Linked DNA regions of Mus musculus: regions 1, 2 and 3 are each linked to region 4. The links are chromatin loops, found by intact Hi-C in ENCODE. Cell type or tissue: heart. All regions are shown on one strand. Links, peaks and the distances in the headings refer to the core of each region. The heading gives the core; the rest is flanking DNA. Region 1 holds the start of Ltv1 (LTV1 ribosome biogenesis factor). Region 2 overlaps Phactr2 (phosphatase and actin regulator 2). Region 3 overlaps Phactr2 (phosphatase and actin regulator 2). Region 4 overlaps Phactr2 (phosphatase and actin regulator 2).

Region 1 (8,065 bases), core at 1,508-6,507, 130 kb after region 4:
TAGGTTAGTTCCCAAAGCAAGGAAATATGAAAATCTGTTGCTCAAACATAGAAACTTGCCATGGCTCGGAGCCACGGTTCTTAAATCCTCATATGGACTTTGAACCGATCCCCCCCGGTGTTTACTGCTTCTTTCTTCGGAATCTCAACTGACCTCATCTCCAAATGGTTTGGCAAATCTGTTTGAAGAATTCCCTTGCCACCTCTCTTGGGGTAACTCCAGCCTCGGACTCAGAATGCTAAAATGTAAGGAACAGCGAGGGGAGGGGAGCCTTTTAGACAGGCAGGAAAGAGCTCATCTCACCAGGTGCTTTTGGGACCTAGGAACAGCTTGACAGGGCCGGGATATGAAGAGCAGTTGGCAAAATAACAGGATGTTAAGATGAGATGAAACCTCAGTAACAATCCAAGAGTTTGACTTCATCCCAACGCCAGAATGTGGACACGGTATCTAGGGAAGAGACTTGATGAGTGTTCAAAATGAACACTGTAATAAATTGGGTAATGAAACTATACATATGGAAATTTTAGAAATTAAAAACAACAACAGAATATGCTGGTTGATTTCACTGAGAAGCAGCAAAAAAAAAAAAAAAAATGTGGGAAAGATTATGACCTTCCTAAACGAGGCTGATGGTCAGCATCTCTATGCTTTCCTACATGCACTGCTACCTTGGGTCAGTAACTTCAATTCTTTGAACGTCAGACATCCATCTCAGTATTATCTCATTGGGCTTCACAGATCTATGGAAGGAATTAAATGGCATAGTAAATAGAAAGTTCTTTGCTCTATGTTATGTGTTTGTCTTAGAGCAATAAATGGTAAAACATGAATATTGTTATTGTGTATAAGAAAGCAATATGGTTTAGAAACCCAGGTTATGTCTCACAATTTCCACCCTATCAGTTATGTTTACTATGAAAAGTCTCTTTTTTGATACCTTGTTTTTTAGTATCTCTCATGCTGATACGAAACATATCTCTCATCTCAGGGAGAAATAAGTTCACCCTTATTCCAAATGTGAGTGCCACATCCAGGAACGGATTCCAATTGCCCCGATTAACCGTGGAAGTGGAAGAGGACATGTGAACTTCTATTATTTCTTTTTCTTTAAAGAATTATACATCTAACCCCAGCACTCCAGAGGCAGAGGCAGGTTGATCAGCCTGTCTTACATAGTAAGTTCCTGGACAGCCACATACTGAGAGCTTGTCTCAAAAAGAATTAAAAGAAAGAAAGAAAGAGAGAGAGAGAGAGAGAGAGAGAGAGAGAGAGAGAGAGAAAGAAAAGGAAAGGGAAAGAAAAGAAAAGGAAAGAAAAGAAAAGAGAAAAAGAAAAGAAAGGAAAAGGAAAGAAAAGAGAAAAGAAAAGAAAAGGAAAGGAAAGAAAAAGAATAGAAAAGAGGTCTGGAGAAATAGCTCAGAGATTAAGAGCACTGACTGCTCTTCTAGAGGTCCTGAGTTCAATTCCCAGCAACCACATGGTGGCTCACAACCATTTATAATGGTATCGGTATCTGATGCCCTCTTCTACTGTGTCTGAAGAAACTATAGTGTACTCATATGCATTAAAAAAATAAATAAATAAATAAATAAATAAATCTTAAAGAAAGTACACCTTAAAAAAAGAAAAAGAAAAGAAACGAAAGGTCTTTAGGCTGGCTTGACACACTCCTTTAATCCCAGCACGCAGGAGGCAGAGGCAGGATGATCTCTGAGTTTGAGGATAACCTCATCTACAGAATGAGTACCACAGCCAGGGATACACAGAGGAAACCCTGTCTCAGGAAAAAAAAAAAAACAACAACCCATAAACAATCATAAATAAATGCATTTTCCAAATACACTGCTGGGCTATCACAGGTAGACAGGTTGCAGTAGTGCTGGGACAACTCTGCGGTGGTTTGGGATGTTAGCTGATGTCATTCTTAGCTTTGGGGTTGGTGGAAACAGTGGTTGCAAGAATACATGTCAAATGTTTTACCTAATAGCCAAAAGGTTGCCAGGTCAGACCCAGAGGAGGACAATGAGTTAGCTACTAAGGGGGTACTGAATATAGGCAACATTCCAACTTTCCACAATCATGAAGTTCTAATTAGTCATTTAAAATCTTCAACACAAATATGGCTTTTTCTTCTGGGAATTTTGGGTTGCAGTAAAAATGCTCATAAGGGCACCTAATAGCCCCTCTCTCACAGAGTCATAGTGGGGAAATTGGTTATTCAGGTAGAATGCCAAATCATTAATTCCCATAAACAAATATTTATTGGGTGTGTGTATCAAGAACTAGATCCAGTAGTAAATAAAACAGATTGAACTGAGCCTGGTGCTTCCCATATAAATCTTGCTTTCAAATAGCAAAGAATGATGGCTAGTTAGCATAAAGATATGTTAAACTATATATGTACTTTACAAAACATTTTCTCATGACAAAACGTGTGGTTCTGATCTAAACTATTTCCATTATTTTTCTTGTAGAAAAAGAACAGTAGCCCACAAACATTTACAATGATAATATTTGGCTATAATTATAGAGACATTTCAACAGAACTCAAGACATTGAAGAAAAAAAAAAAACCACTAGCAATTGGGAATGAGAAAGCAAGCGTCTACTGATAGAATGTTGGATTATTTCATCACGCTCCTCTCCAGCATCCGACGGAAATCTTCCTAAGAAATTACACTTAAAATCCTATTTGCTTAAGGCACCACAAAATATGTGAGCAACAACTTGGGGGATGGAGATGTAGTCACAGAAAACGTGTTAGGGTGCTCTCCGAGCATGCAGGAAGCCCTGGCTGGCTTCAGTCTTCAGCATCACACACATCGAATACGCCCAACACTAGCGTGATGCAAGTAGGAGGATACGTAGTTCAAGTTGGACAGAAGGCTGGGCTACATGAGACACTGTCTCAAAAAACAAAAACAAAAAACCACCTTGGGTTTTTATTAGTTTTCATCTTAAAAAAATATGCAATCATCAGAGCTTCGGAATTTATTTTATTACATCAAATGCCCCTAAAACCAATAATCTTAGTGTTGTGATCATAAAAAGAGAAAGAGCTATTACGATAAGTTCTGGCGGGGTCTGGGAGAAGGGGGTATAGAGTTTATTCAGGGCATGGAGAGGGGAGTTAAGAAAGTAGACGAGGCAGAGAAAGGCAGAGAGAAGGAGAGAGTAGTGAAGTAGAGGCGGGCCATGACACATGGAGCAAGGGGGGGAGGGAATGGGGAGCAAGAGGGCAAGAGGCAAAAGAAAGGCAAATGAGAGAGGATGGGAGAGGGGGAGACAAGCAGCCCCTTTTATAGGGCCAGGTCTACCTGGCTGTTGCCAGGTAACCGTGGGGCAGCGAATACCTGGCAATTGCCAGGTATCTGTGGGGGTGGAGTCCAGACAGAATACCAACACTTATGGACTGTGCTAAAGGTACGGTTGGGAGTTGTTCATCAAAAAGATGTAATACGAAAACCCTAAAGATGTTAGACTCTGCCTATTGAAGCTAGGCCTTGGTTGGACATTGCTAGGCAACTGATTCCCCTTAGGTCAAGAAGCCAGGGAAGGCCAGGGAGTGGTGGAGCACGCCTTTAATCTCGGGAGGCAGAGGCAGGCGGATTTCTGAGTTTGAGGCCAGCCTGGTCTACAGAGTGAGTTCCAGGACAGCCTAGGGCTACACAGAGAAACCCTGTCTCGAAAAACCAACCAACCAACCAACCAAACAACCAAACAACCAAACAAACAAACAAACATATTAAAAAAAAAAAAAAAGAAGAAGAAGAAGCCAGGGAAGTGACCACTTTCCTGTCATGAACCTGCACAGCCTTGGTCTTGTTTTCGTTTGTTTTTGATTGTTTTTGTTTTGTTTGTTCTGAGTTAAGCACAGGTAAGGAATATCTGAAGCCCCAGGTTGGAACCTGAAACTTGCCCTCAGGTAAGTAGGCTACTCCCTGCCGCCACCAACTCCAGCCAGAAAGCCCCGCCCACTGAAGGTCCTGCTAGCCCCACCTCCCGGAAGTCCCCGGGAAGGTTCTGTCACCGCGGGCTCACGCAACTTCCGGCTACAGCCTAGCGGCTCGCCGGCGATTGGCTCCTTGCCCCGCCATCGTGTGACGTGCTGCCCTAGCCCTGTGGACCCACGTGTGGAGCTGCCGGCAGGTACCGGGGAGCGGCGGTTCGGCTGCCGCGGTTCCGGAGAGGGTGTCCCTGCCTCATCATGGTGAGAAAACCGCGGTGCTCCGGGAGGGAGCCGCTCCCTGCGGCTGACTTAGGCCACTGGCCGCGTGGCTTGGTGCCCCGAGTCCTGTCACTCTCCCGGCACCAGTCACCTTCGTCACCCCCGGGGCACTTCGGAAGGAGAAAGAAGGTTTCCCTTTCGCCAAACGCCCGGAGTTTCCAGTCCTGAAGGCTTTGGGTAACTCCGTCCCTGTGACGCAGAAGCTCCGCCCCCTGCTTCCGGGGTTCACTTGGGCCACTGGGTAGCAACTCTGGTTAGACCCAGAGCTGAAGAGCAAATACGAATGTATCGAGGAGTAAATCATCTGAACCTTAGTTGTCTGTGCCCTAATCTTATTTACTACCTTGTAGATGAAGTGTCTGTCTATATTTTCTTGTGGCAGGCTCCTTGTCTTGTTGATAAAACTTTTCGGGGACCTTCCCAGAGCACCCATTAAGAGAGACTTCAGGCATTTGCTTTTGATTTGAAAATCCTGTTTGATTTTCCCTCTTACTGATTTACTTGCTAAGAGCGGAGAGTTTCTCACACTGCCCCACATATTCCCCAGCACCTTTGAACAAGTGTCTCAGAGTAGGTGCCTAGCCAGGGTTTGTTGGCGAAGGTAAGTATGGATCCTTCAGGAGACAGGGACTCCTGTCCTGTCTGGCTTAGGTGTACAAATCTGAAATATCTGTTCACCCTCCACATGCTTAACTGAGTGTACCTGTGGCTGTGGCGTTGCCCACTGTGTGGGGGTTCTGTTTTATTGACCTTTCCTGATTATTTTGTAGCCTCACAGAAAGAAAAAGCCCTTTATAGAGAAGAAGAAAGCTGTGTCTTTTCACCTGGTCCACCGGAGCCAGCGAGATCCTTTAGCCGCAGATGAAACTGCACCCCAGAGGGTTCTCTTGCCTACACAAAAGGTAGGTCCTGTTCTGGAGCCACTACGTTTTTAGGTGAATGGTAGTTTTGTAGTCCTGAACATGGAACCCAGGGAACTTAAGCATGCCGGGCATTCTCAGAAGTTGGTCCTCTTAAAAAAATAAAAAAAAGAGCTGTGACTCAGTTTCCAGTTTCTGTGCTGATGTTTGATGTTGTGTATTTATTTTGATTGACAGGCTAAAGCATCTTTGAGATTATTAAATAAAGAGATCTTATAGAATATTAGTCAAGTTCACTAGTTCACAGCCTCCATCTGCACAGTATTATTTAGGCTATGGCGGTATGCTCAGTCTCTGCTTTCTCTTGGGATTCCCCCATATTACAGTAGTCTTCCATTTGCCCCCTCGTCTCTCATGTCATGAAATACAGAACATCCAAGCTCATGGATAGCTTTGGCAATCCTAGAGGGGCCGTGAGTAGGTTGGTTTATGTTAGCATCACACTTGTTAAAGATGGATAATGGAAACATTTTGGGGGATGCTGGAAAGATGGCTCAGTGTTTAAGTACTTGCTGCTCTTGCAGAGGACCCAGGTTCGGTTCCCAGCACCCATATGTAGAGTCACAGCCATCTATAACAACTGTTCCGGGGGTTTTGCTACTCCCTTTTGTCCTCTGTGTGTATTAGCTGCACATACACACTCATTAAAAGTGTAAAAAAACGTTTTAAGTATTTCGAGGCATTTGCCTCCCTTTAACTTTTCCTTAAAGCCACCCATTACACCACTTCATGAAAAGCTTTCTTTGGGTATAAGTACAAGAAACTATACTTACTGTCAAAGCTTCCAAATCTTTTCTTCTAAGCCTCCAGTGACATTTTTTGAGTGTATGTTACATATATTTCTTACCTAGATTTGCCATGCAGAATTGTCTAGTTGAAAGACTCGTTCTCTATGCCCCAGTACAGGGGAACGCCAGGGCCAAAAAGGAGGAGTGGGTGGGTAGGGGAGTGGGGGTGGGTGGGTATGGGGGACTTTTGGTATAGCATTGGAAATGTAAATGAGCTAAATACCTAATAAAAAATTAAAAAAAAAAAAGAAAGAAAGACTCGTTCTCACTCGTGTTATGTGTATGTGCTCCTGCTTCACTTTGTCTTTGAGACCAGGTCTGCGTTTTTCAGGCTTGTCATACCATACGTTGGTGGGTTCTAATGGCCTGCCTCAGCCTGGCTTGTTGTCATTCTGTTATAATTGTATGTAGCACTATGTTTTGGACTCTCTGTAGTTGTGGTATTTGTCAGGAACTAATGATTCCTATCAGCCACTATTCCTGTGCTGTCTACAAAAGTTGTCAGGGTCCTGGCCTTACTCGTGGCAGGATAGCTAACTCCGTGTTGTTGTCCAAGGTCAATGACGAGGAAAGACGGGCTGAGCAGAGGAAGTACGGCGTGTTCTTCGACGACGATTATGATTACTTGCAGCACCTGAAGGAGCCCTCTGGGCCCGCAGAGCTTATCCCCAGCACCTCCTTTGCCACACCCCTCTGCGACAAGACAGAAGACCCCTGCGTATACTCAGTAAGCTTTCTCGGCCCCTTTACATGTGAAACCCTGCAGCAATGGGGAGACTCCTCGTTTTTAAGTCAATAACTTAGGGTCAGAAAATGGTGCCGGTATGAAGAATATAGAGTCTCTGCCTGCTGTTGTATAGACATGTGTATGTCTGCACCATTGGGTGTAGGCCCTTTCTCTGGTAGCTGCTGTCAATATTAACAGCCTTTTGTCAGGTTCAGAACTATGAGTCATGTCAGGCAGCATTTTCCATAGAAGAAAAACAGGGCATCCTGTATCCTGACATAGTTTTATGATCATAAACTGTTGTGGAGGTGTTTTCAGATCTTTAACACTTTTGTGAACTCTGCAAGGTAGCCATAGAGAGAGTAGCATGGACAGGTTGTAGTGCCACCCACAGCAGGAGTGCAGACCACTGTCCCACGCTTTTCCCTTTACAGACAAGCAAGCACATTCACGTGTGCCTGTGCTGCGCCTGGATGTCCTGCGGGTGCCTGCCTCTGTTGAGGACGCCCCATTGGTGTGCACTTTGTCCTTTCATTCTATCACCTGGCACTTCAAAAGGGAAAAGATATTTATTGGAATGTTCAACAAAAGAAGAGAGATGGAAAGATAAGATTTAACTCTTCCAGGGCAAAGCTCATTGCTGAGGAAATAAGAGTCAGGTTTCTGGGTGTGTCCTGAAGAAAGAGGCATCAACTGCAGCTGACCAGTTCTTTTTCTCTGTAGGCCAGGGCACTGCCGCATCTCTACCATAGGACCAGGTTCTCTTGTTCCCCGGCTAGCAGGGTACTTACTGCTCCTTTCCTGTTCTGCCGCCTGCTCAGCTGCTTTCTCTTTTCTAAGAGGAAAAGTTTTAGTAAAGTCATAGCATTGTGCAACACTATGAACAACGTTCATGAACAGAATTCTCTGCCGAACAGAGAAAAGCTAGCTTTTAATCCTTAATTCATTTTGAGTAAGAGTAATCACTGTTTTTCCTTAATGGAATGAAGCTACTCAGTGGGCAGTTCATTTGTGTTTGTACAGACAATTATTTACACAGATCAGATCATTTAAAGACAGAGGTGTGATATACATACATGAAGGTGCCATGTTGGAACCCAGGATATGGTAACCTAGAAAGAAATGGCTTATGTGGCACTGATTTTGTGTTGTAAAGATATGATTTAAAGCACTTTTTTCATTTTTATTTTGTATTATTTTTACACTCCATATTTTATTCCCCACCCCGTCCCCTTCCACCCTGTTCTACATCCCATACCTCCTCCCCACCCCCTGTTTCTACGTGGATGTCCCCACCCCCCACCCCACCTGACCTCTAAATTCCCTGGGGCCTCCAGTCTCTTGAGGGTTAGGTGCATCATCTCGAATGAACACAGACCCAGAAGTCCTCTATTGTATG
Region 2 (8,065 bases), core at 1,675-6,674, 64 kb after region 4:
CCTCTCTCCATCAGTGAGGATTCGCTGAAGGCCTCTGTCTTTTTGACACTGCCCCTGACAGTTATTGTCAATTATGAGCTTCCTTTGGTAGACCAGATAGACGTTTGAAGTCCCTCCAGCTGCCCTGGCTGTGATCTCCTTTCACCCTGACCTGTAAGCTCTAACTGGCTATAGTTATTATACCTTCCATGCTGTGGTTTTCACACCAAGTTTTACTTCAATCTGAGAATTCACCAAATAGTCTTCTCTGCTGAAAAGACAGTCTCACAGACGGTCTACTCCACATTCAGTCCCCCATTTATTTCTCCCCTCCATCTTTTCTCAAAGCAGTCACATGAGGGGCATACGAGTGTCTGGCCTGCTTCCCTGGCCCTGCTTTTCACATCACTCTCTGAATCTAGTCTGACGAATCAGGTTCTTTCTGGGCACCTGTGATCATATCTGTGTACCTGTTCTCCTGCTTTTACTTTAAGCTGAATGTGAGTTTTGTGAGTTTCCTTCCGTAGCACTCACAGACTCTCCCAACATTTGTCATGTGTTCCTGTAACCTGGGCCTGGCTCAGCACTGTCTGCCATCTTTCCTTCCCAGGCTGGTATTTCAGATGCACACCTTACTATATCAGAGACTGAATTTATAAACTCTGAGAAAATTTTTCTTAAGACAGATTTCTAGGAAAACTTTCAGAATAGAGACACTACTCACTTAATGACTTCAGTTTTCTTGTTTCAGGAACTTAATAGTTCCTACAAATGGTCTTTTTTTTCTGCCATTACCTTTATATATACTAGTTTTATTTCATGACTCAAAGTACGTACCTTTCCACATACTTGACTGTTTTTCATGCATGCTATTGTGATAAAATTCAAATTTTCTATATTTTTCTAGTGTTTTAAAAATAAGTTATTTTTTAACCTGATAGACGTATTATTACATATAATAGCATTAAATTGTTATGAACATGACTTTAGTATACTACTAACTAAAATCATAAAACACAAATAAAACCTTCATTTGAGTTATTTTAAAAGTAGGGGTTTATATATAAGACTGTGGTTTTTATCTTCCCGTTTGCTTGGAACTGTCCATTTTATATTATTTTATCAGTGTATTATATGTCCCCTCCCCCTCCTTTTAAAACTGGTGCTTCCAGTCCAATAATTCTTCATATTCATATTATTGAGATTGTGAAGATGTAATTGCAGTTGCATTGCCTCGGGTTATTATTGTCTGTCTTAGTTTTCTACAGGAATCAGATACAGGTCCGCAGGAACCCCATGACTGAGTGACAATTCCATTTTCATTTTTACATGGCATAATTCCATATTTATCTTCCTTATGAAAATGTCATGGTTTTTTAACAGTAAGGACTGTGAATTTCATTATGAAGCAAATCAGTGAAAATTTGAGAAATAATCTCTATTTTATAATGATGCTGCAAAAATTAATTTAAAAAAATTGAATAGAAACAACTCTGTTGATACTTTTTTTTCAATTAGTTAAAAAAAAAAACTTAGGCTCCTTAATTTTTCTCTTATGGTGGCAGCAGAGCCTCCAAGGTTTCTGTGTGTGGGAATAATTACTGTGACAGGATGACCAAGCATCACTGAGTTCTGCAAATCCCTTGACTTTTAAACACCTTCAGGAAGGGCAGGGGTTAAAATGAGTCTTTATGATTTAGAATACATGAGGAATTTTACTTTAAGCTGTGAATTTTAAAAAATCTTCTGTAACTAGTTTTTGATGTATGTTTTCTAGTTGTAATTCTCTTTTACTGTTCCCATAATGAAGAAAATTTAAAAATGAAAATAGCTTTTAAAAAAATCTTTTTCCTGAACAAAAGTAATGTTACATTGCTGTGTAGAATATGGGCGTTGTCTGACATGCTCACAGTTACATTACTGTGTAGTGTGAACCTGGCTAACATGCTCAGAGTTACATTGCTGTGTAAAGTTTAGATACTGTCCAACATGCTCACAGTTACATTGCTGTATAGAGTGTGAACACTGGCTAACATGCTCATAGCTACATTGCTGTGTAGTGTGAACCTGGCTAACATGCTCACAGTTACATTGCTGTATAGTGTGAACACTGGCTAACATGCTCATAGCTACATTGCTGTGTAGTGTGAACCAGGCTAACATGCTCACAGTTACATTGCTGTGTAGTGTGAACCTGGCTAACATGCTCACAGTTAGATTGCTGTGTAGTGTGAACACTGGCTAACATGTTCACAGCTATTTGCTATGTACAGTATGCACACTGTCTAACATGCTCACAGACATTGGCGTCTGGAAGTCCTCTGCTATCCCCCTCCGTATGTGTAATTGCATCTCATGTTATTTGTATATTTGCATTCACCTCGTGGTTTTGATGTGTTACAATTTTTGTTCCATTTTCCAGATCATTCCTTCATTCAGTTTCTGGATACAAAAGAAACACCTAAGTGTTTACTTCAGCAAACCCTAAATACAAGGGCAGAGGAACTCTTCTGGCCTGGGACACTGTGTGATTACGGTGGCCACGTGGGCTGTCTTGAGGTGACATAGGAATCTCTGTCCAATGTTGCTTTCCTCAAGACCAAGAATTGTATGCCTCTTTCCTTTTAAAGAAATCAGATGGGAAAGCATGGTGATTTGGTTCCCAGGGACAGAAGCACGAACCTAGATCCTGCAGTCCTAGTGAATGGGAAACTAATCTTAAAGAAAGCCATCAAGTTAGACATCTAGGTGTTTCTTTCCAATTTTAGATGGAGATGTAACAGTTAACTTTGAAAATTCAAACGGGCACATGATACACATCGGAGAGGAAGCTACCCAAGAGGAGAATGTAGGGAAACCTGAAGAAGGGAGTGACTCTGTGTGTGAGAAAACACCACCTCGGGAGGAGCAGGCAGAAGAGAAGACAGGTAAAATAAACAGACTCCCATGTCATCTCCTGTAGCACAGCCCAACTTTGAGATCCAAGGAGTGACTACAACCAGTACCCTGCACACAGGAGCCTTGCAAATTGGACAGAGGCTAGGGAAGAGAAACAGGCGAGTCCAAAGACAGAGACATCCAGTTATAGTGTGCCCTCTGCTTTTGTGTTAGTAAGGAAAGCTAACTGATAGTAGGATCAAAAGGATTGGGCTTGTGGGGAGTTACATTGCCTGGAAATGGTCTCCTCTTTAAAGTTTTCTCTTGAGACCTTCAAAAGCATGAGAGGACTTGGAATGTTGTTTTCTTCTGGTTGTAGCTGGTCCACGTAGGCAGCTCAACAAGGGGTCATGTGTCTTTCTCAGAGTAGACTCCCTCTATGTCTGTGGGAAGTAGCTTGTGCATCCACACAGCCCAGTATTTTAGTTTCTAGATGTTTCTAAGATACAGCAAGAAGTAGACCCATAAGGAGCTAAGATTTCTCTGCCACTTTTTGCTCTATGGTCCACTCATGCTCTGTCAAGTCTACGATTATGCCAAAGGATTCTCTAAAAACTTGGTTTCTAAAGTGGGGTCAGAGTCGGATACTGCAAAATATATTTCTCATGGGGCCCTCCAGGTTGTTAATGAACTCCTTAAGGTGGCTCCATCCCAACACCAACTTATTTTCCACCAAGCCTTATGCTTACATAAACCTTGAGCTGATGTCCTATAAGAAAAGGTTTAGCCAAAGATCCTCTGAATAAATGTTACCATGCACATAAAAAGGAATCTTCAGGAAATGGTATGTTTCCTCATTTCCATAAGGTTTGTCTCTGAATTGCATGGCAACATTTTTCAACTTCATTTGCATTGTATAGACATTTTGCAAACTCTTATTAATTTGCTGCCCTCAGATATTAAGCAGAGTACTTACGGGGCTTTCCTTAACCTCTTCCAGTAGAAACCCCTAGTTAAGGTTATTAATACTGATAATAAGAGATTTGCCTGTACTTTTTAATGATAATATTCCTGGGACATAATGAGAAAGCAGACAGACTTTAAAGAGACTCAAGTGGAGATTTTAGTTGGGAGGGGACAGTGTTTTATTTTCTTCAGTTCCAACATTAAAGTTCATATCCACATATGATTTTTCCCTAATCCCTGTGGGTGTCATTGCTACCCAGTGACTGGCCAGAGTTGAAAGGAAGTGGTTCCCTTATCAGTGTAATGAAAAGTTTCTGATAGGTTTATATTATTTAACCCATCAGGCCTTGGTGTTCTCAGGAGAAGGTGGCAGATCTTACAGGTCAAGGCACGGCTGGGAATAATTCTATTCCTCAGATTAGTACATTTAGTTCTTTCTAGTCAAGGGAGTTCCATGATAGCATCAGTACATGAGGAGATGGAGATGCCACAAGTGCTGGGTGTCGTTGATGTGGCTGCTACAGCTCCCTCTTGTGTGGACATAGCCCATATGGAACTGTGCCACCAACCAAGAAAGGTATTAAGACTGGGAGCCATTCTCTGAGGCAAAACTAAGAGTGTCACTCATAGTTTAAATAGAAATTTCTTAAGAACAAAGATATGAATTACTTCTTCAGTCCTACACCTTTTAATTCTTAAAAAACAAACCAGTCAGCTTCACTTTGCCTCTCTTCTGTTCTCACACATGAGCTCACTCTCAAGCAAACCCACCCTCCTATGATCCTCACTCCATAATTTTTCAGGACTCGCTCTCAAAGTCAAGCCAATCCCCTCAGTAGTATTATTCTCCCTGGTAACTGTCTAAAAAATATTGAAAGGCAAGCACATAAGGTGCCACCCCGCCCCCAACCCTGGCTCTGTGTGTATTTCTGGGGTTCTGAAGGCACTTCATTCCACAATTGGTATTGTTGCCTTGGACCTTTTCTGGCAAGAGAAGAGATTTCTTCCCCAAGGTCTTCTAGGCTCTTAGTCTACTGTTATTCTTTCTCAATAGGTGTCCTTAGATATTTGAGACACAGAATCTGATCAGCAGTCTGTTCCAGTATAAGAGCATGAGATCTGAAAGTCATTTGACATCATCTCCACTGTATGAGTACGCAGGGCCTTCAGTGAAGGAACAGTGATCAACATGTGGTTGTTTCATCAACAGTACTGGAGAACTACCCTGCATGAAGCTCTAGCAGAGACCACAGTGAGAATGAAGAGTGGTCTGTCTAAATACAGATTCCCCTCTAAGAGAACAGATAGCTCACAAGCAGTCATGATGAGATGCAAAGCTTTGAGCAGGCCAGGGTACTGGAGCCAGCAGGAATCTCAAGGAGACCAGAGTTGTATGTCTGCACAGTGTCTTTCCAAACTGAGTCCTAGGGGAGACAGGAACGAGACAGATGGGTTAAAAGAGAGGAATTAGAACATAAGTGCCTCCCAGACCAGGCGCAGAACACACACAGTCCTGGATTACTCTAACTATTGACCTTAGATCTTTACATAGAGGAGAGAGCCAAGCCTGGAAGTGGAGGAGACAGCGTGTTTTCCAGGCTGCTATTGTGAAGCTTCATGTCCTTCCAAAGCCAGCATGAACAGACAGCTCTCTCAGAACATCCCCTTGAAAGGCCAGTGTTCCATTACTCTACCATGAATTTGTACAAAACCTTTGAATCATATACTCACTACATATCTTATATATATCATTACCACCCACATACAAATAATAAAGAGAGCATTTTCTACCAATTGTCAATACTGTCAGCCAGTCACATTCGTTGAATAGACATGACTTTTAAGGCATTGTTTGATTAGATACAAATTTACATATACGCATACAACTTAGGGATCCCCAGTGTGGCAGGCACTCAGAGAAAACTATCATGGTAGAGTTGGAAGGCTAAAGAGTTTAGCTCCATGGTCCCCAAACTACTGCTAGAGTTTGTGTGTGGTATGTCCAAGAAACAAAGCAGAAGAAATGGTATGCCATGCCTTTCTTGGTTACACAAAACTGGAAAGATGAATTTAGTAAAGGCTGTCTTGTATTGACACTGTCTTTAGTTTCTATTGTGCTCCATTTACAAAGAAACAACCACTTGGCTCTTTGGTCTGGAATTGCATTTTAATTTACTTCAGTCACTATTACAAATAATACAGACGTAGGTACATTGCCAGCCTTCAGAATCCCCAGAGCGATGTTGCTTCTCTCCCAGTTTTTATGGGTCTGCTCTTCCTATGTACAGTTTTTTCTATGAAGTGTGTGCTTTGTCCTTTCAAAACTATTCTGTAAAGCATACATTATAAGACAAAGTGGACTCTCTTATTCTGCACTCTGCATACCTAGAGCTGTGGTTCTGATCTAAAGGGTGGAAGAAGTCACTGTAGAATTTGAAGCTGCACTGCTCCTCTGGGAAAACATGAAAGCACTCTAATGGTTGAAAGTAACAGCCAAATGCCTTGTGTCAAAGACCCCTGGCGTCTCCCAGAGTATAGAACACACCCGATTGTTTTGGAAGCACTAAGATTTCTGGTTGTAAGTCTCACCCACAGCAGTGTATTGCTACAGTGTGTGTCTGTCACTCTTGAGGGTCCTTCCCTGTGACTAAGGTGGTCATTGTGTTGCATTTACAACTTGTAAATTGGGACTTGTTGCCCATGTCGCCAACTGGCAACCACACACTGAAGGCCGGAATTAAAGCTGGTACCTAGCGCATATTTACACTGACCCTTGGTATAACTTCGTCATAGTCACTTATGCCACCCTTCCATCAAAGAAAGGAATGATGGATGGATACAGAGAACCCTCCCCTGTCTGTCTTTTAGTCTTTGTTCTCCCTTGAAACTTGGCTCCCTCTGATACAAACACTATCTAGTTCTCAAATGTCATGAAGCCACCTGTGTGTTGTCAGTGTCGCCATGTCTTGCTCCCTGCTTTTCTGTCATGTGTGTGTCTGTATCAGTCTGCTCTGTTCACTTTCTCGTTTGTAGAGAACACTGAAATCCACTCTGAACCAACGGCTGCTCCTACTCTACCTCCTACAGCTCCTCCTAAACCTAAACCCAAACCTAAACCAAAAAAGTCTCCTGGGCCTCCCAAAGGGGCCACGGCTGCGGCCAGCCACAAAGGAGATGAAGTGCCTCCTAATAGAAAAAATGTCAAGGCTCCCAGTAAGCAGGCCCCAACCCCTCCACCCAAGCCAACAAGCCGAAACACATCCCGGGAGGCTGGTGAGTATTTCCTAGTGCATAACAGGGTAGAGCCCAGGATGTCAGGCTTTGGGGTATGGGGTCTGTAGCTTCTTCCAGGAGCGTGTGGTCTTTTGTTGTCTCGAGATGCAACACCAGTAGCTATCAAATAGAAAAATTAACTTTGTGGCCTTTGGAGTAATTGTGAACTGTTAATCTTGGTTTCCACAATCAACAAATAGACCCACTCCTTTAGTGTGCCTAGGAGGTATGCTAACATGATGAAGCAGTATCAAGATATCAACTGACCTGCTGCCCAGAAGAGTTTATGGGTGGCTTTGTTTATGGGTGTTTCTTTTTTCAAAATAACATAGTCATGTGTATTAAATGTGAACAGGTCTTTGACATATTTGCTGGATTGCAGTGTCTTAAATTTTTAACATCCTGTCCTCTGATAATGACAAAGGGTTCATATAGAGTCAGTGACACCCTAGTTTCCTTCACCACTTCACATTATTTTGATGGGTTGAGAGTTGTATGCCCAGTGCTACCTGCTCACATCCACCCCAGGAGACCATCAGGTCAAAGTGGCCTAGTGTGCTGCAATCACACATTGCCGTTACAAATCACAAATGGGCATTTGCAAGCTCCATATATGGCCATCCAGCTTTCTCTTTCAACCTTACATGCTTAATGCAAAGTGAACATTCCATTCCTCTAGTGGAATAGAAGACCCCAGCTGTGTCATCTAACTTTTAAAAGGACACAGATCAAAATTCCCATGCTCAATGGCTTTCCTCCATAAATTCGTGCATAAAACTCCTTTTGTACAGTAATAAATCTTATGGGCAGCAGCTTCCCAGAAACGAACTACCAGGATTTGCCTTAGTTTTATCTCTTTTCTTGTGCCATTTATGTTTGTCATGCTGAAAGTCAAAGAAGGGTTTAGTTGGTGATGTAAGAGCTCTTTGAATGCAAGTAGACCTCTCCTTTCATTCCTGTCTTCCCAGCA
Region 3 (8,065 bases), core at 2,011-7,010, 80 kb after region 4:
AGGTACACCCCGTGTAAAATTCTACTTGGATGAGGTTGGAAAACTAGCCAGTGTCACAGATACGGAGACGAGAATGGTGGTTTCTGAGGGTAGGAACTGTGGGGAGTTATTAGTTAATGGGACATAACCTTCAGGTTAGAGAGATGCAAAAGTTCTGGAGACGTGGGATGGAAATGGCACAGCAAGGTGAGTGACCCTAAATGCCACCAAATGGTACCCTTAAGAATTTTGGGTTACTTTTATATGTCACATAATTTAAAATGAGATTTCAGGTACATGAGAGACAGCTCAGTGCATAAAGTGCTTACTGAGCAAGCATGAAGACCTTCACTTAGCCCCAACACCATGTAATAGGAAGGCATAGCAGTGCGTATATGTAACATCTCCAGTGTGGGAGACTGGAAGACAGCAGTGGCCAGCATGGTCCCCAGAACTTGCTGGCACCAGTCTAGCTGGAATGTTAAGTTCTGGGTTCAGTGAGAGGCCATATCTTAAATAATAAAACTAGCAAAGGAAGACATTCAAAATTAGTGAACCCATGCATACACGCAGTCAAGTAAGATTTCATATATCTCTTTGAGAACAATTTAGGCTGTTGGGTTTTTCTAAGTAAAAAAAAAAAAAAAAAAAATGGAGAGTCTTAGAAGTGACTGGCCTTAAAACCACAAAATTGAATTTAAATGCCTTTTGTCCTAATGAAGTCTACCAGTGTGAGTTAGTGAAGGCACTTTCAGATTGTGTTGTTTCTTAGGGAAGAATTAGAGGTTGGGTTTTTTGTTTGTTTGTTTGTCTGTGAGAACAATAGACACGTTTTTCACTGTATGTTCTTTCAGAAGTATGACATCCAGATGTGAATTCATCTACTTATATCAGAAAGTCCTGGGGGAGGTTTTTTTTATCTTACAACAATGATTACACTGTTTTTGAAATTAACTATTTTCACTGCCCCATGCATAGTCTTTGAGAGTGGGCGAGCACTCAGGAGATCTTTACCTATTTAAACGACAAAGCGCTATTATCCACCAGGGTATTTATTTCCTTTATCTAAAGCTTCCTCCCATCTCACACCCTGCATCCTCATCCCGTAAGACTGGAAGCCTTATACATGAAGAAATTAAAGCACAGAGAGGATTTAGGGTTTTTGTGTGTTGACTCACTGGCTAGAAAGAAAATGGGATTTCTTCCAATATTAATAAAATATATGTTTTCCTACGTTACACCCTTCTGGATGTTGAGATGCAGGGAACTATGAATCCTATTTGTCAAAGACGTGGTAGGAGTCAGAAAACAGACCTTTCAGGGATGCTAAGCTCTGCAAAGGAGTCATGTTTGGATCACTGTGAGAACAGGGGAGTAGGGTAAGGAGCTCAACTGAATGCTCCAGAAACATGTGAAGAAGCAGAGGCTTGGCATTCAGACTCAAAGAGCAAACAAGAAGTACAGAAAGAATCGAGTACTGTGGTGCTTCTGACTCACTGTTGTTGTACATGTGCCTGTGTGTGTGTGTGTGTGTGTGTGTGTGTGTGTGTGTGTAGGACGGTGTCCGTGCACATGTGCATGTATATGTGAAGATCATGGGCCAGCCTCAGGTGTCTTTCCTCAGATGCCATCCATTTGTAGACTCAGGGTTTCTTACTGGCCTTGTAGGCAATGATGGTTGGCAAATGAGCCCCAGAAATCTGCCTGTCTGCCTGGCCCTGCCTCCCAGGCATGGAAAGTATAAGTAGGCGCTACCCCAGCTATAAGTTTTTAATGTGAGTTCTAGGGACTGAGCTCTTAGGTATTCAGACTTTCACAGCAAACACTTTATTTACTAAGTAAGCTACCCCTCCCCCATCCACCCTAATCCACTACTTTTTCCTCTATTGTTTATGGACAATCATGGACTAAGTATAGCTTCGCACTGTTTATGCACATAATGTGTTAGCTATCACACAGTGATACTTTCTCACTTTGCAAACAAGAAATATTTAACCTTCATAACTAAATAATGGGTCAGAGCACTTCCGTGTTGCATTTCTCCCTTTCCCATGAAGGATATTCATGATGCTAGCTAGCATGCTTTTCGTTGCGTTGGTATTCTTAAAGATTGCTGTCAACTTCACATCACCCTGTGCTTTTCTGCCCTTGACAGTTTTACAACCAAAGATGAGCTGGGACCACAGTTACTGACCCCTGGGCAGATGGGAGACTCGTCAGAATCCTTCAGTGCCCCAGAAGATGAGGCCCCAAGAGAGTACCAAGCCAACGACTCTGACTCAGATGGACCCATCTTGTACACTGATGATGATGATGAAGAAGATGATGATGATGACAGCAGTGGAGAAAGTAAGACTATTTCCAAGAGATGGAGGAGTAAGCAACATACATAGTAGGAGGAGAGCTACCTGCTATGCACTCTCTTCTCTCAAATTAGACGAAATAGATCTATCCTAGTTAGAACTGGTGATACAGACCTTTGATCCCAGCTACATGGAAGGATGGAGTAAGTCTATAGGAAGTTCAAGGCAAGCCTTGACTAGACAGGACATTCAAGACTAGCCTGGGCAACTTCATGAGAGCATGTCTCAAGCTAAAAAGTAAAGACAGTCTTGGAGGAAAGCAAAATGTCATGGGTTCAGTTCCCAGTCCTGCAAGAAAATAGGAAATGTGTCTGTCCCAAAGTTTAGTTCATGGCGACAAATTTTTTTTCCAGAAGAGGATACTGCAGAGGTATCTCACACCTTCATCAATCAGTTAGACTGAATTTTTGTCGTGATACAAACAATCTAAACTTCCTAAGAACAGAGGCTTTCCCCAGGAAAGTCAAGGGTAGGCATTCGTCCGGGGGCCTATTCTTGAAGAATGTCAGAAAGGCGGGGATTCCGTGGCTTACTGGAAATGTTAGAGAATCTCACTCATTTTATAGTATAGCTTGAAGAGAGAGGAATGAGTCAAGCAGGACAAACACTTTGTTGAAGTTCATCAACCTGACTTGTCCACTATCACTAAGCTAGGGTGACCTCTAAAAGGGAAGGATCCTAAAGGGGAGTGAAGACCAGGGCTGTGTCTAACTAGATGACTGCAGTGCACTGTTACAAATGGTGTTTGATTTTGCTTTTTGTTTTTGCATTTTGCTTTGCTTTTAACTTAGGAGGAGTGTGACTTGGGAGGAATTCAATGTGGGATTGAATTTATAGATGACTAAAAGTGATTAGTATGTTAATGATTCAATAGAAATTTGTTAAATTTCCCTTCGCTAGTATCCATCTGATAGCTACTGTCTGCTGGGAGTTTAAGGATGCCTGGGTGACTGAGGGTTAAAGCATTTGTATATAGGGTAGGCTCTCTGCCAGCACGAAGCCTGGGGGGGGGGGGGGGGAGAGGATGCTGAGGATTAACTGTACAGAAGAAGGGGAGAGGATAAGCTTTTGACTTGAAAAGAAAGCAGAATTGTGCAATCACTGACTTCCGTGGCCCACCATATCAGCAGGATAAACGTCAGCTATCACCATCCCAGTGATGAGGTGATACTTCAAGCTTGTTCATGGTGTCTTGGGATTGCCTTTTCCCAGAACAGTTTAAAAAAAGAAAACTCCTTCCGTTCTTTTTCAAGATGAACTACCTCCAGCTCGACCCCAGCCCTCTGACTGATTAGGTTTCCCCTCTCACATGCAAGTAAAATATTTGGCCTAGGTCCTGTTCAAGTCCAGCCATGGGTAACGAAAGCCCTGCTAAGGTTAACACTGATCTACCTGTATTTCTGCCCTTTTCGACCCTCAGGTGCACTGGCAAGCAAGATAAGACGAAGGGATACACTTGCCATCAAACTTGGCAACAGACCGTCCAAGAAAGAACTGGAGGATAAAAACATCCTGCAGCGAACATCTGAAGAGGAGAGGCAGGAGCTGCGACAACAGATCGGAACCAAGCTGGTCAGGTACTTGCTGGGGTGTGAGCGCAGCAGTGACTGGGTCCTGTTCTTCCCAAAGTCTCCTACCTGCCAGGGGTCTTGGTGACTTCACCAGGCTTGGGTCTCAAATGGCGAGCCATTCACAGAATTTACCCTTTGGTCAGTTGTTCAGTACCTTTAAGAGCTCCAAAATCTAGCTCAGATATCAGTACACTTTGCCAACAAAGAACCAGTTATGAATGCTCAGGCTTGGATGGATGGCTGGTCTCCATTTCAGTTATTCAACTGTGACATTGTAGAAAACATGTAAATAATATATAAACAGATGAGCCCGGGAGTGCTTTAATAAAATGTGTTTACCAAAGGAGGGATGGCATGAAGGGTTTGGCCTGCAGGCAGCAGCCTGTCCACCATATGTTCTAATCTGAGGACTCACTGGGATTTCTATGTGACAATTATGAGATTCCATCATGTGGGCTGTGAGACTGGAGACAGGCCACGCCTGGCCTAGCCTTGTCCTAGTCAGGTAAGCAAGCATAGACCTCTGTCCGCACTGAGCCCTCTAGCTTAGAACGAATGGACCACTGGGCATCACGTCTCCCTTCCCCCCCGCCCTCCTGTACCGTAGGCCTTACGGTTTTGCCACACACACCTTCAGAAGTTCGTTTAACTAGACTTTTATAATAGAGGTTAATTCCTTCCCACCAAAGCTCTTTTTTTTTTCTGATGCCAGCTTAAGCATACTCAAGTGTCACCATTTTCTGCAGTTTTTTTTTTTCCCACTTGCACATGTCTCAGGGCATATCACTGGGAGGAGGGAACTAGATCAGGATGTAAAGATGGGAGGAAGTTGCTGCCCTTGTTTAGAGGCTTATATGATCCTGTGGGAAGGTCTGTACCAGGGCCATTCTCCACAGGAAAAGAATCCCCTAAGGCCCTTCTCTGCCAAAAGGGTGACTTTTAGTGACAGCAGCTGTGGCTCCTATCTGAGGGGAAGAAGGGTCGCCCTCCTAAGGATTCCCAGAGGAGGCCTGGGAATTCCCAGCACTTGCGACTCTCCCTGGGACTCCAGGAGTCTTCCCACTGGAGTGTTTTCACCTCAGCCCTAAGCCTTGACCGTTTCCTGTCTCTGGAAGGAGCTAGCAGAAGTCAAAGGAACTTCATGTCAAATTTGTCTTCTTAACAAGTACAGCCAGGGGCCACTCTGGGGGCTGGGGGGTGGGAGAAAGGGGACTGCTGGATACTGTGCAGTTCCTTTGTGACAGAAGCAGGACAGGAGCACTGATCGTCGCTGATGGATTTCTTTTATAGCATCCCCTCTACCCCACATGCAGAAGAGCCTGTGACCAATGTGTTTTATTATTTTATTGTCTTTGTTTATGTTTAGCTGTGAACTTTTTTTTGTTTTTGTTTTTTTGTTTTTTCAAGACAGGGTTTCTCGGTATAGCCTGGGCTGTCCTGGAACTCACTCTGTAGACCAGGCTGGCCTTGAACTCAGAAATCCACCTGCCTCTGCCTCCCAAGTGCTGGGATTAAAAGCGTGCACCACCACGCCTGGCTGTGAAATTTTTCAATCGCTGAATAATAATGCATATAAAATGATAGCAAAATAAGATAAACTCCTTCAAAGCAAAGAATATTAGTACAGTTTATCATAGTAAATGATTTTTTAAGAAGTGAACCAAGGTGCAAGGATAATCACTCAGTTGGCAAAGGGCGTGCTGTGCAAGCATGGAGACCAGGATTCCATCTTCAGCACCCAGGTAAAAATTGTATTATATTACAAAGGCCTGAAACAAACGAAAATTAAAGGTTTCATAAATTATACTAAATATGTTAGTACCTAAATAAAACCAAAAATCATTTTTAAATGAGCAAAGTTTCCCTACTCTTTCTATTCTAAATGTCTAATCATAGTTATTTGTAGTGGAAAAAATATAAATTATAGGACCAAAATGCTATTGTTTGTAATTCTGTGCCTAAAAAGTGAGAAAACAAAACTACTACAGAATAACTTCTGCAAGTTCAAAAAAAATCTAAGGCTAGTCAATGAACCCCAGCATCACAGTAATACTGTCACTAGCACAGAAGAGGAGGACACAGAAAGTGGGAGAGGAGGCAGTCACTGTATTCTCAAAACCAACTGTTTCCTTTACCTGAGGCTCAAAACACTTCCTGTGCAGACAACCACAGTGGATGGAATGAATTTAGAGAGACAGCAAACATTTTAGCAGTGAGAAAAATTCATTAGACAGGCTGATCAGCTGTGCCACTATCACGAACTTTGAAGGAAAGTAGGTGTATTGGATAGAGTCAGATCATTTGATGGGGTTTTGATCTTATGAAAGGAAACAAGACAAGGATCGCCTCTTCCAACGTGAGCGAAAGGAAGGGCAAAGATCATCCACTGAGATGGAGTGGAGGACATTTTGAAGATGTTTGAAGCTGTGATATGCCTAATAGTGAGGGGGAGGACTAGTCACAGTCAGCAAGTCTGGGCTAGGGTGGAGCCCAGGAGTAAAGTGGTAGCTTAGCAAATGTAAGACCCTAGGTTTGATCATAAGCACTGCAAACAAGTGAATGAATGAAATAATTAATATCAATTAATTAATTAATGGAATGTGGTCTTATTTAGAACTGAAAAAAACTACTGACAGAAATATATCTACAATAAGATAGAAGATTCCCAATGTTTGATGTCACCTATAAAACGGAGTTCTTATAGTTAAGGCTTTTACTACCTGGATCACACCAAGCATCCAGTAAAGTTCCATGTTTAATTTTAACTTAAATTGAATACACCTTTTAAACTAGCAGAAACACAACTAAAAATTAAACCTGAGTTTACTGAAAATCAGCATACATTGTTCTTGATTAATATTTTTGAAGAAGTTTAGTGCTATAATAAGCCATTTCTTTGCATAATAATTCTATCTTGGAGGCATATGGAAGAAGGAGAGGATCTAAAATAATTCTTTAAAGGGTGTCTTATAAAGATATGTATGATGGGACTGTTTGTAACAGGGACAATTTAAAACAAACCAAGTGGACAAGACCAGGGCACTAATATAGAAAGAGGTTAGAGAACAAACTAAAAAAAAAAAATCAAAAATCAAAAACAGCAGTGCACGACATCAGACTTCTGTCTGTTTCATCAAGGATTCCTTGCAGATGGGAAGCACAGGAAGTGAAGTGTGGGCATAGATCAGAATGGATGGAGACCAGTTCTAACCATCCATTGTGGGTACCACCTGTATCTTTTATGAGCCAGTTTCCCAGCAGTGCCCTCCAAATACTTAATATCTTTGTTAAGTGCAGACATGATCTGTAGCCTTAATTTTTCTTAATGCCGTAAAGTTTGTTCTTAATAGTTTATAAATGTTAAAGAATTATTTGTCAGCGGACACAGCACATCTTATTCGTCTTGCTCAGGATTCTACCCACAACTAGAACTTAGACAACACACTTTTAAGTCAAATAAGGCAGGAGCAGAGCCTGTCCCCAGCATTTGCTCGTGGTTTAGTTTAAGCAAGTTCGTCCATCTCTTTCTTCATCTTCAAGTTGGGAGCCAGCAGCTACCTTGCTGAATTGTTTAAACGATTCCAGACACAGTCATAATCAACACAGTACCAGAAACTTCGAGAGTAGGAAGAAAAGGTAGAGGTGACTATTCTCACAGTTATCTGTGCTTCACACAGCCAAGTCTTTTTCTACATACTCTCACATGTGGATAAAGAACTCAGGGGCTTCCATTCTTCCTGCAAGACAACCTTCAAGGTCCTATTTCAATCAGCTGTAGAATTTTAAAAACTATTCTAAAATGTATTTTGTATTAAATTTGTTATGAACATATTAGATATCAAAAATCTTCACAAGTCATCTCCCAGTCACACATCTGAAAACTAGGTGACCATTCCTTCTTTCTCCCTCCATTACTGTATTTATGTATCCATTTTACATCTCCATCACTGCCCCACTTCTGCTCCCACCTCACAGAGTTCCTCCCCCATCCTCCCTTCTCCTCTGAGAAAGTGGGTACTCCCTGGGAGCACCTCCATGACCCCCCCCCCACATCCCCTAGCACATCAAGTCTCTGCAGGGCTAGGCACAGACAAGCAACAGCTTTAGAGACAACCCCTGCTCCAGTTGTTGCACATCTGTTACGTGTGTGCA
Region 4 (8,065 bases), core at 956-5,955:
ACCCCCGCGAAGCATTCTTACCACTTAAAAATAAAAGGGTGTTGGTCTAGTGGCTCATAGAGGAGGAGGGACAGACAGTGTGCTGCCTTTTAGGAAATCTCGACATGGTGCGTGCATAGAAAATAAAGATCTAAAATGATCCTTTCGGACAGACAGCGTTTCAGTTTCCCTTGCTTCTTCTAAACATTGTATCATGAGAACAAGATAATTAAAGAAACAATTCTACTTAGAAAGTTAGTAAGTTTAAGTTCTCTCCTTTTGCCTCAAGCAAGTGTTTGCCACTGCTACAATTCCTGTTAGCCAAGGAAGTGCCACTAATTTGTTAAACGTTCACAGCCAAGTCCAAAACAAGGATGTATGTTAACACTCTTAGAGAACTTGAGCATGGCCATTTTCAGTCATGCTTGCTTCCCCCGGCCGCTGCAGTTCTCATTGCTCATGGAATTTCTGGAGAATTCTATTTAATTCTTCTCTCCACCATGAGAACCTACCTCCAAGTTCTGGAGTGGCAGTGGCTAGAGAGATCTGGCAGATCTGAGGAAGATGGAGACCCAGGATTAGAACTTATGGTGTCTGAGTTCTTCCCTATATATGCTCAAAACTCTCCTCCAGTCACCAAATTGTATTTCTGCAAAGTGGACCCTGAGCTTCTAGGAGAGGAGTTTGTCATAGTCTAGGTTTGTAAGGGCCAGGTTGATGTCTGCTTTAATTTACCATAGTGCCTTCTGTCTATGAAAAGTACGGTTGTCACTTTGGATACCCCAGATGGCTGAGTTTAATAACGCCCACATCAGACAAGTCAGAGAAATCTGAGTGATGGGGCAAAGTGTTTGAAAATCTCCCAAGTACAAGTGCTTGGTCCTAAAAGCACACTGTCTCCCAGGGGAAATTCTAAGTAAGTCCTCTCGATTTCATTTCTTCCTGGAAGTAAATGAATAAATCATAGTTCTTTCAAGGATTGAAGCTAGACTGTGCAGTGGGGGGGAAAAACAGTAAATGCTATTCTACTATTTTTAGGAGGGTTTAATATAAACAGCTCCTCAAATCCAGTCATGGGATGATTTAATGGCACCATGTGGTACGAGACAGTGCCGGTGTGCACTGAAGGTAGCACCGTCTGGTTCAGAGTCAGCTTGTTCCATTGCAAGGAAGTTTTCAAGCCAGGTGACATCAAATTTTCACTTTCATAAATGGATTCTTGTGTGCCTCCCTCCCTTCACACCAGTGCCCAATTCTACTGTCAGAAACCTACCAGGATATCGCTGAATAAAAGATCAGTTTAGAAATCCAGGGGGAAGCCTGGGACTCAGGGAGCCAGTGATGAGAAGTACATACAGACGGTTTCCTCACATGGGCAGTCATCTTTTCTAGCATTTTCCCAAAGAGCAGTCTATACAGAAACGTCGGTGTTTTTCAGATGGCATTAAATGTTCCTAGTATCTGATCTAAACCCGGGAGAGCAAGTCCCACCACTGTTTGTCTGAGTTCAGTAAGTCATGAGCGAGGCATCTGGGAAGGACATTATCTTAAAATACTTCTGTTTTGTTCTCAATACAGTATCTTACTTGTATCTCCAGCTGGCCTGGAACTCACTATGCAGCACGTACAGGCCTTGAACTCATGGTAATCCTCCTGCCTTAGCCTTTCAAGTGCCGGGATTTCAAATGTGAGCCACCACGTCAAAGCTTCAAAATCCTCTTGTGTTTCACTCTCTAATCTTTATGCTTTGACCTTAAAGGGAGATTTGGAAGTTACTGGAGACTTTCTCTCCATTCACGGGCCTAAGTTCTCTGCTATGATAAAAGGCCCTTCAAACGCTGAGCCCCAGCCGAAATTCTGGGAGCAGGATGTCCCGCCCTTGTAAAGGAACCTTGGAACACACTTCCGGCGGTTTGGTTGATGTGCTTCCAAGGTAATATGATGGGGGTTGGAAGAGTTTCAGGGAAATATGTGTAACTTGATCACTGGTTATTACAATTCCAGATGACGCCAAGAAGTTTATCAACCATTGGACCAGAACAAGTCTTGAATAAGTAACTGTGAATGTGTTAAGCAAATCCCCCAAAGCTAGTTAGTACCTCTTCCCCCATAAGTCTTGGAATAAGACTTGATAGAAGGGGGAAAAAACCCTCAGTATTATTTCTCAAAGCGAAGAAATAGCGATAGCAGAAAACATTGTAACTGAGTTTAACACTTAGCGTCTTTTAAAGCTTCTCTTATGGGCAGAATTGACTGAGTGTCCCCCTAACAATGACTTCCTTTATCAGCAAAGCTCTGCCAGGAGCACAATAGTAAGATATCTCTCATCTCGGCTTCCACAAACATTTTGCTTGTTTGCTTCTTAATGCAATTTTAAGCAAAGCCATGAAAGAACCGGAAAGAATTGTCATTGACTTTCACTGCTGATTCCCAGGTGGGATGCATTCTCCAAACACAATGTGTGCACTGGAAGAGGAGAGGTGGTGTGGACGTTATTGTTCTGGTTAGGACTCACATTTTGGTTAAGCCTTTCAGTTTCATTGTAAAAATTGGGATTTCTTGCATTTGTTGCACAAGTCAGCAGCAGAGGACCTGCCTAACATGCAAACAGTCCCCCCACCCAGCAGCAGAGGACCTGCCTAACATGCAAACAGTCCCCCCACTCAGCAGCAGAGGACCTGCCTAACATGCAAACAGTCCCCCCACTCAGCAGCAGAGGACCTGCCTAACATGCAAACAGTCCCCCCACCCAGGGCTCATTTCCCATCACCCCCAAAATAGCTATGGTTTCTTTTCAGCTTTGAAAAGAAAAGAACTCCCCGCCAATGAAGAGGGGCCACTTTTTTAACTCTGATAAAACAGATAAGCAAGTGTCTTTCAAAACACCAAAACAAGGTCCTACTGAGATCAATAATACACACATAAAGGAAATGTGATTTTCATGATTAAAATAGGAAAACTGATCATCTTATAAGGTCTATACTGAACAATTGTTTTTATAGATCAGAGTTCTTTAGGATAAACTATAAGATGAAAGATGGCATAAGCAACATGAACAGATTGCACTTTTTAATGAAATGTATAGGTTCAGAAAGGCATGCACAAGTCCTAGTGTACAGCTCATAACAGGATATATTGATGTAACTGCCCTTCTGTTTAATGTAACATGTATATAGATACGTATATATTCATGAACATATGCACGCATATACATATGTATATATATTGAATCTTGACCACTCAGATTGCTACCTATCAGCTGTAATGACAAAGCTTTTAAGTGTTTTCATAGTTTTTAGAAACTTGAGACTTAATAGCATATTATGGGAGTGTTAATTTGGGGGCATAATAGCTTGTCAAATAAATTGTTTTTGTTGTTATGGTTGTGTCTACAGTGAGTCTTTTGAGGTTTATCCAAGCTGAGCTAGAGTTTTAGGTGGTAGAGTCAAGATATGCTTAGTTGATGCCACACATAGATCACTGTGGACATCACTGACTTGCGTTGTCCAACCTGAAGCCATTAATTTGTTTTTCTTTATTGCATTTGTTGAACGGAAGATAATTGTTAGAGAGGAAAACGCTATGCAATGGCCTCTCTAACAGGGCTGCAGTGCTGCAAACAGTATAAGGAAGGAACTAACTTTAAACAAACAAATTTTCCTAAACTAAGTACCAGTGACTAAGTACTTTAATGATTTTTTTTTCCGCCTCAGACCTAAAGGATCCTTTGACATTGAACCTTGACAATTAGAGGGAGTTTTTCTGATAGCCCTCCTGCGCCACAGGGGGTGCGGGCACCCAGCCCCCCACCCCCAGCGTGCAGCTGGACCAACACCCCTTACCCCACACCCTCACCTCGGGGGCTCCGCTCTTTCCAGCTCCTCCGCTCCCTGTCGCCCTTGCCCCCCTCTTTTCTCCCGGTGACCCCTGACCCCAGCTAATCTGCATAGAGGAATGACAGGCATCCGCTGGGCCGGCTTGGCGGCTGCCAGGGCCGGGCGACCCGCGCGCGCGGGGAGAAGGTGCGGGGCCTGGCGGGCGCGGGCCGCGATGAGCGCGCGGGAGGCCGGCGGCGAGCGGACGGGCGCGCGCAGGAGCGGAGCAGCCCGGTGAGGCGGAGGCGCGGCGGGGCGGTCACCCGCCATGGGCCAGACCTCGGTGTCCGCCCTGTCCCCGCAGCCCGGCAGCGGTGAGTCCCGGGCCAGGCCGGCGCCTGCAGAGTCCCGGTTCCAGGAGCAGGCCCCCAGCTCCGCGCGCGTGCCCTGGGCTTTGGTTTCTCTCCAGTTAACTTGGAGAGCCAGAAAGTTCCGAGAAACGCCATTTGCGCACGAGTCTTGTTTTGAAAAAGGGCGAAACTTCGAGAGCAGGAGAAACATTCCCGCGGGCTCCCCCTCTTCCTTAGGCTTGGCTTTCGAACAGACTAGAACTGAATTCTTTCAAGCTTGTCAACTGATTTATGGTTTGTTATTCGGAGCAGAAGTGCGGCTTGCTTTCCCCTTTCCTGGCAGGATGCTAAATATTTAATAACTACCCCAAAATGTGTAATTGGTTCAGATGTACTTGCTCTGTTTATGTTACACACATAAGCCATAGTGTTTAGGAAAGCATGTGTCTTGAGGGGTAAAGTTTGCTTTATGGAGACGTGTGCAACATTTCTGGGCTACAGTACTGTGCCTCCTTTACAGTTTTCTTTAAAAAAAAAATTAGAAGAAAGGAGGGTAAGCAGTCTGGCTTTGTCCCATGTACCAGGATAAACAATTGCTTGTCCACACGTCACGTGACTGGACAAGGAACTAAACCTTCAGAGTATGATTTTGAGATGCTCCCAACCGATGATTTCTGAAACACGACCTCGTAGAGACCACGCATGTTGAACACTGAGTGACCACTGATGGACTCTTAGGTTTTACAGACATAAACAGGATCTCACAGAAAGGAAATGACAAGGCAGAGAGGAAGGTTTATAAAGTATTCCAGGATGTTTGAGTAGACCGAGCTCTCCAGTCTCAGCACCCCACCCCACCCCCGCCAGGTTTGTGCAAATGGTACGCTTCATAAGCACTGCTCAGGCTTAGGCTAAGGCCCCCAAAGAGTGACCCCTCTCCCCTCTGCAAGGGAGAAAAAGCCGAATTCAAGGAAGCTTATGTTCTCCCTTGCTAATAATGATGTAGCTGCGTTGCTCTGGCCATCAAAAGACTTCTTGTTTATGGCTTCTGAGTGTTTTTTTTTTTCTTTTTTTTTTCTTTTTTCTTTTTTTTTGGAGGTGGGGAATGTTGATAGGGCATGTTGCTTATAAGACTGTTTGGTCTATTATAATGAACTATTTGTTCATTCTAAGACTATTTGGTACAAGTAAGACGGGCTTTCTTTTGTCTCTTTGAAGGTAGTGTGACAGTTTTTAATCAAAGCAAGAATTGTTTTGTATGTTTGTTTGTTTGTTTCCTCACTGGCAGAGATAGAGTTAAATCATTGTTCCAGTGCAGCTAGTGTTTGGGAAGTTCTGTCCTGATTTTTAGTTCCTTTGTCACAAAATATTAGCAGAGTGAATTATGAAGAAGTAAAATTTGCCTTTACATAAGTCAAGGAATAAATAATATGTAAGTGAAGTCTGAGGAAATTTGAGTTAACACCTGTGAGGTAAACAATATGTGTGTGTGTGTGTGTGTGTGTGTGTGTGTGTGAGAGAGAGAGAGAGAGAGAGAGAGAGAGAGAGAGAGAGAGAGAGAGCACTTGGTCATGAAAGATATTTTAGGAAGCTCTCCAAGAAAGCTCATTATATTTAACTTGCAGGTTCTTGATTCAAGGTCACACAATTTTGTGTAACTGAAATGGCTAACCCATATGTCATGAATGGAGCCTTCTTTGGTCCTGATGTGTCAGTTAAGGAAGGGTTGTGGTTGTGGTGTGAAAATGTAGTAGTTTTCTTGTGGTATCCGCTTGGGATCTCTGTCAGAGGTACTCGGTTTCCCAATGGTTTCACTGGTACATTCTAGATGACCCAGAACAAAACAGCAACTAAACACAGCAAGGTGTCCTCCATTTTATTCTGATGTCTTTGCCCCATCTGAGCTACTTTGCTGGCTTTTCAGATGAGGTTTGATCTCAGGCATCAGTGGCATAAATTTGTAGTGGTCACCAGAGATTACAGTGCTTAAATGGGTTCTTATCATAAATGCTTAGAGGGGCAAAATCTTGAGGAGTCTGAGGAATGCTAGCACAAAGTTCCCAAGTTCATATTTATCAGCTGTAAGAATCTACATTGTTACCAGAAACCAGTTTGCATCTCCCTCTTTTTGACTTCAGACTTTCTTGAGACTCTCAGCTGTGAGCTACATCTAGTTTTCAGGGATTCAGAGGATTATTAATAGCTATGTCTGACAACAGGGAATTATAAAAATAGTTTTATTGACATATAATTCGCAAGCCATAACATTTTCCCATTGAAAGTATATAGTCTATTGTTTTTAGTATATTTGGCTTGTGTATCCATCCATCCCTATTCACTAACTCTCTTCCCTGCTAATAAACAAGAATCTACTTTATATCTATAGATTTGTTTATCTGGAATGTCTCATGTGAACTGAACCAGTGTGTGTGTGTGTGTGTGTGTGTGTGTGTGTGTGTGTTTAATGACTGGCTCCTTGGAGCTGGCACGATGTTTTCAAGGGTCATCTGAGTTGTAGCATGTGTCAGTATTTCATTTCATTTTATTGCTAAATGATCACATTGTTCTTTCATTATGCATGTCTTTATTCAGCTGGGTACTATGAATAACAGTGTTTGAACTCCAGGTAGAAGTTGCCGAAGGTATGCTTTTATTTCTCTTGAATCTATAAGTGGGAAGAATTGCTGGCTTGATTCAGGGTTAACCTTTGAAAGGGCTCAGTTTTCCAGAGCAGCCTCTTGCACACATCCTCGTTAGCTGTGGATGCAATCCCAGTTTCTCCATCTCCTTGTCCAACACTTGGCGTTGTCTGGTTTTGCTTTAGCCATACCCATGGGTATCGGTGTGCTTTTCTCTCCTTTTTAAAGGCCTGTATTATTTGCAGATATTTTCTTCCATTCCTTGGGGCTGCTGCTTCTAGCACATGGTATAATTTGAAGTTCATTTTTTAAAAGTTCTGATGGTGTCCTATTAATTTTTCTTTTGTTCTTGGTTTGTGGTGTCATGTCCAAAAAAGACCATTGCCCAGTGAAAACCAAGAATATTCATGGCTCTGTTTTCTTCTAGGGGTTCTATAGTTTTTACTCTTATCCTTAGGTCAGTGATAACGTCTGAGTTAATTTTTATATAAGGTACAGTGTATAGTGTCAGCTTCATTCCCTGGCCTCTGGATATCCAGTTGTCCCAGTATTTGTCCAAAAGGTGATTCCCTTCTCCATTGAACTGTTGTGGATGGGGATATAGCTTAGGGATCAAACCCTTACCCAGCATGTTTGAGACCCTGGGTTCTACCCCAAGTACAGGAGAAAGACAGACAGACAGACAGACAGACAACAGGATGTTAATAATCTCTCTTGGCAGTCTCGTAGAAAATCAGTTGACTGTATAATAAGGGTTCATTTCTGTTCTCTCAGTCCTATCCAGATGTCTTTTTCATGTCTCTAACACGATGTCTGCATTACTGTAATTTGGTAGTAAAGTTTTGAAGCTGAGAAGCATGAATCTTCCTGTTTGAGTCCTTTTCTCTTGTCTATTCCATCTCTCCTGTTATTTGCTTATGAATGTCACAGTCAGCTTGTCATTTTGATATAAAAGCTGGGCTTTCTGACAGACATCATGTCGATCCTGTTTCCACATCGCCATCTTCAGATGGATCGTAATCTAGTCCATGAAAACGATCTCTTAATTTCTTTCATTTAACTTTGCCTTCTCCTGTCTACATGCAGGTGTGTGTGTGTGTGTGTATTGTGTGCGTGTGTGTCTGTGTCTGCATGAGTCTCTGTGTGTGTTTGTGTGTATGCACACACAGGCGTGCACATGCACTTATGGAGACTGAGGGGCAACTTCAGGTCTTTAGGAGGTCTGTCAATCTTTTTACTTTTTTTGAGACAGAATATCCAACTAGCCTGTTGATGGCTGAGT

What was found. Hi-C counts contacts between places; a loop is a spot of excess contacts. Peaks named below come from ENCODE experiments on the same cell type or tissue, not always from the same donor. Only the 100,000 strongest peaks of a DNase experiment are listed, where the experiment ranks them.
Region 1: it touches region 4 in a loop (1.8-fold over the local background); 4 of 42 quality-filtered maps call a loop at or near these places.
Region 2: a loop joins it to region 4, with 2.1 times the contacts of the local background. A loop is called at or near these places in 2 of 42 quality-filtered maps.
Region 3: it touches region 4 in a loop (2.0-fold over the local background); 2 of 42 quality-filtered maps call a loop at or near these places.

Annotation. Positions count from the first base shown.
Region 1 is chr10:13,189,176-13,197,240 of GRCm38, reverse strand. Ltv1 (LTV1 ribosome biogenesis factor) reads left to right here and starts at 4,104. Exons shown (of 11, transcript NM_181470.4): 1 at 4,104-4,213; 2 at 5,002-5,133; 3 at 6,496-6,666. The coding sequence starts at 4,211. In heart, for the core only: no CTCF peak of the experiment used is centred there; DNase peaks (open chromatin) are centred at 4,060 and 4,300; H3K4me3 peaks cover 1,545 bases; H3K27ac peaks cover 1,372 bases.
Region 2 is chr10:13,256,607-13,264,671 of GRCm38, reverse strand. Phactr2 (phosphatase and actin regulator 2) reads left to right here. Exons shown (of 13, transcript NM_001195065.1): 4 at 2,748-2,906. Among named protein-coding and RNA genes, the nearest start is that of Gm46211, 34 kb to the right of the region's middle. In heart, for the core only: a CTCF peak has its summit at 4,358 (motif pointing left); no DNase peak of the experiment used is centred there; H3K27ac peaks cover 1,075 bases.
Region 3 is chr10:13,241,265-13,249,329 of GRCm38, reverse strand. It overlaps Phactr2 (phosphatase and actin regulator 2), which reads left to right. Exons shown (of 13, transcript NM_001195065.1): 7 at 2,135-2,328; 8 at 3,763-3,919. Among named protein-coding and RNA genes, the nearest start is that of Gm46211, 19 kb to the right of the region's middle. In heart, for the core only: no CTCF peak of the experiment used is centred there; a DNase peak (open chromatin) is centred at 4,919; H3K27ac peaks cover 1,190 bases.
Region 4 is chr10:13,320,167-13,328,231 of GRCm38, reverse strand. The region is part of intron 1 of Phactr2 (phosphatase and actin regulator 2); the gene reads left to right. Among named protein-coding and RNA genes, the nearest start is that of Gm46211, 98 kb to the right of the region's middle. In heart, for the core only: no CTCF peak of the experiment used is centred there; DNase peaks (open chromatin) are centred at 1,881, 4,011 and 5,001; H3K4me3 peaks cover 2,558 bases; H3K27ac peaks cover 4,116 bases.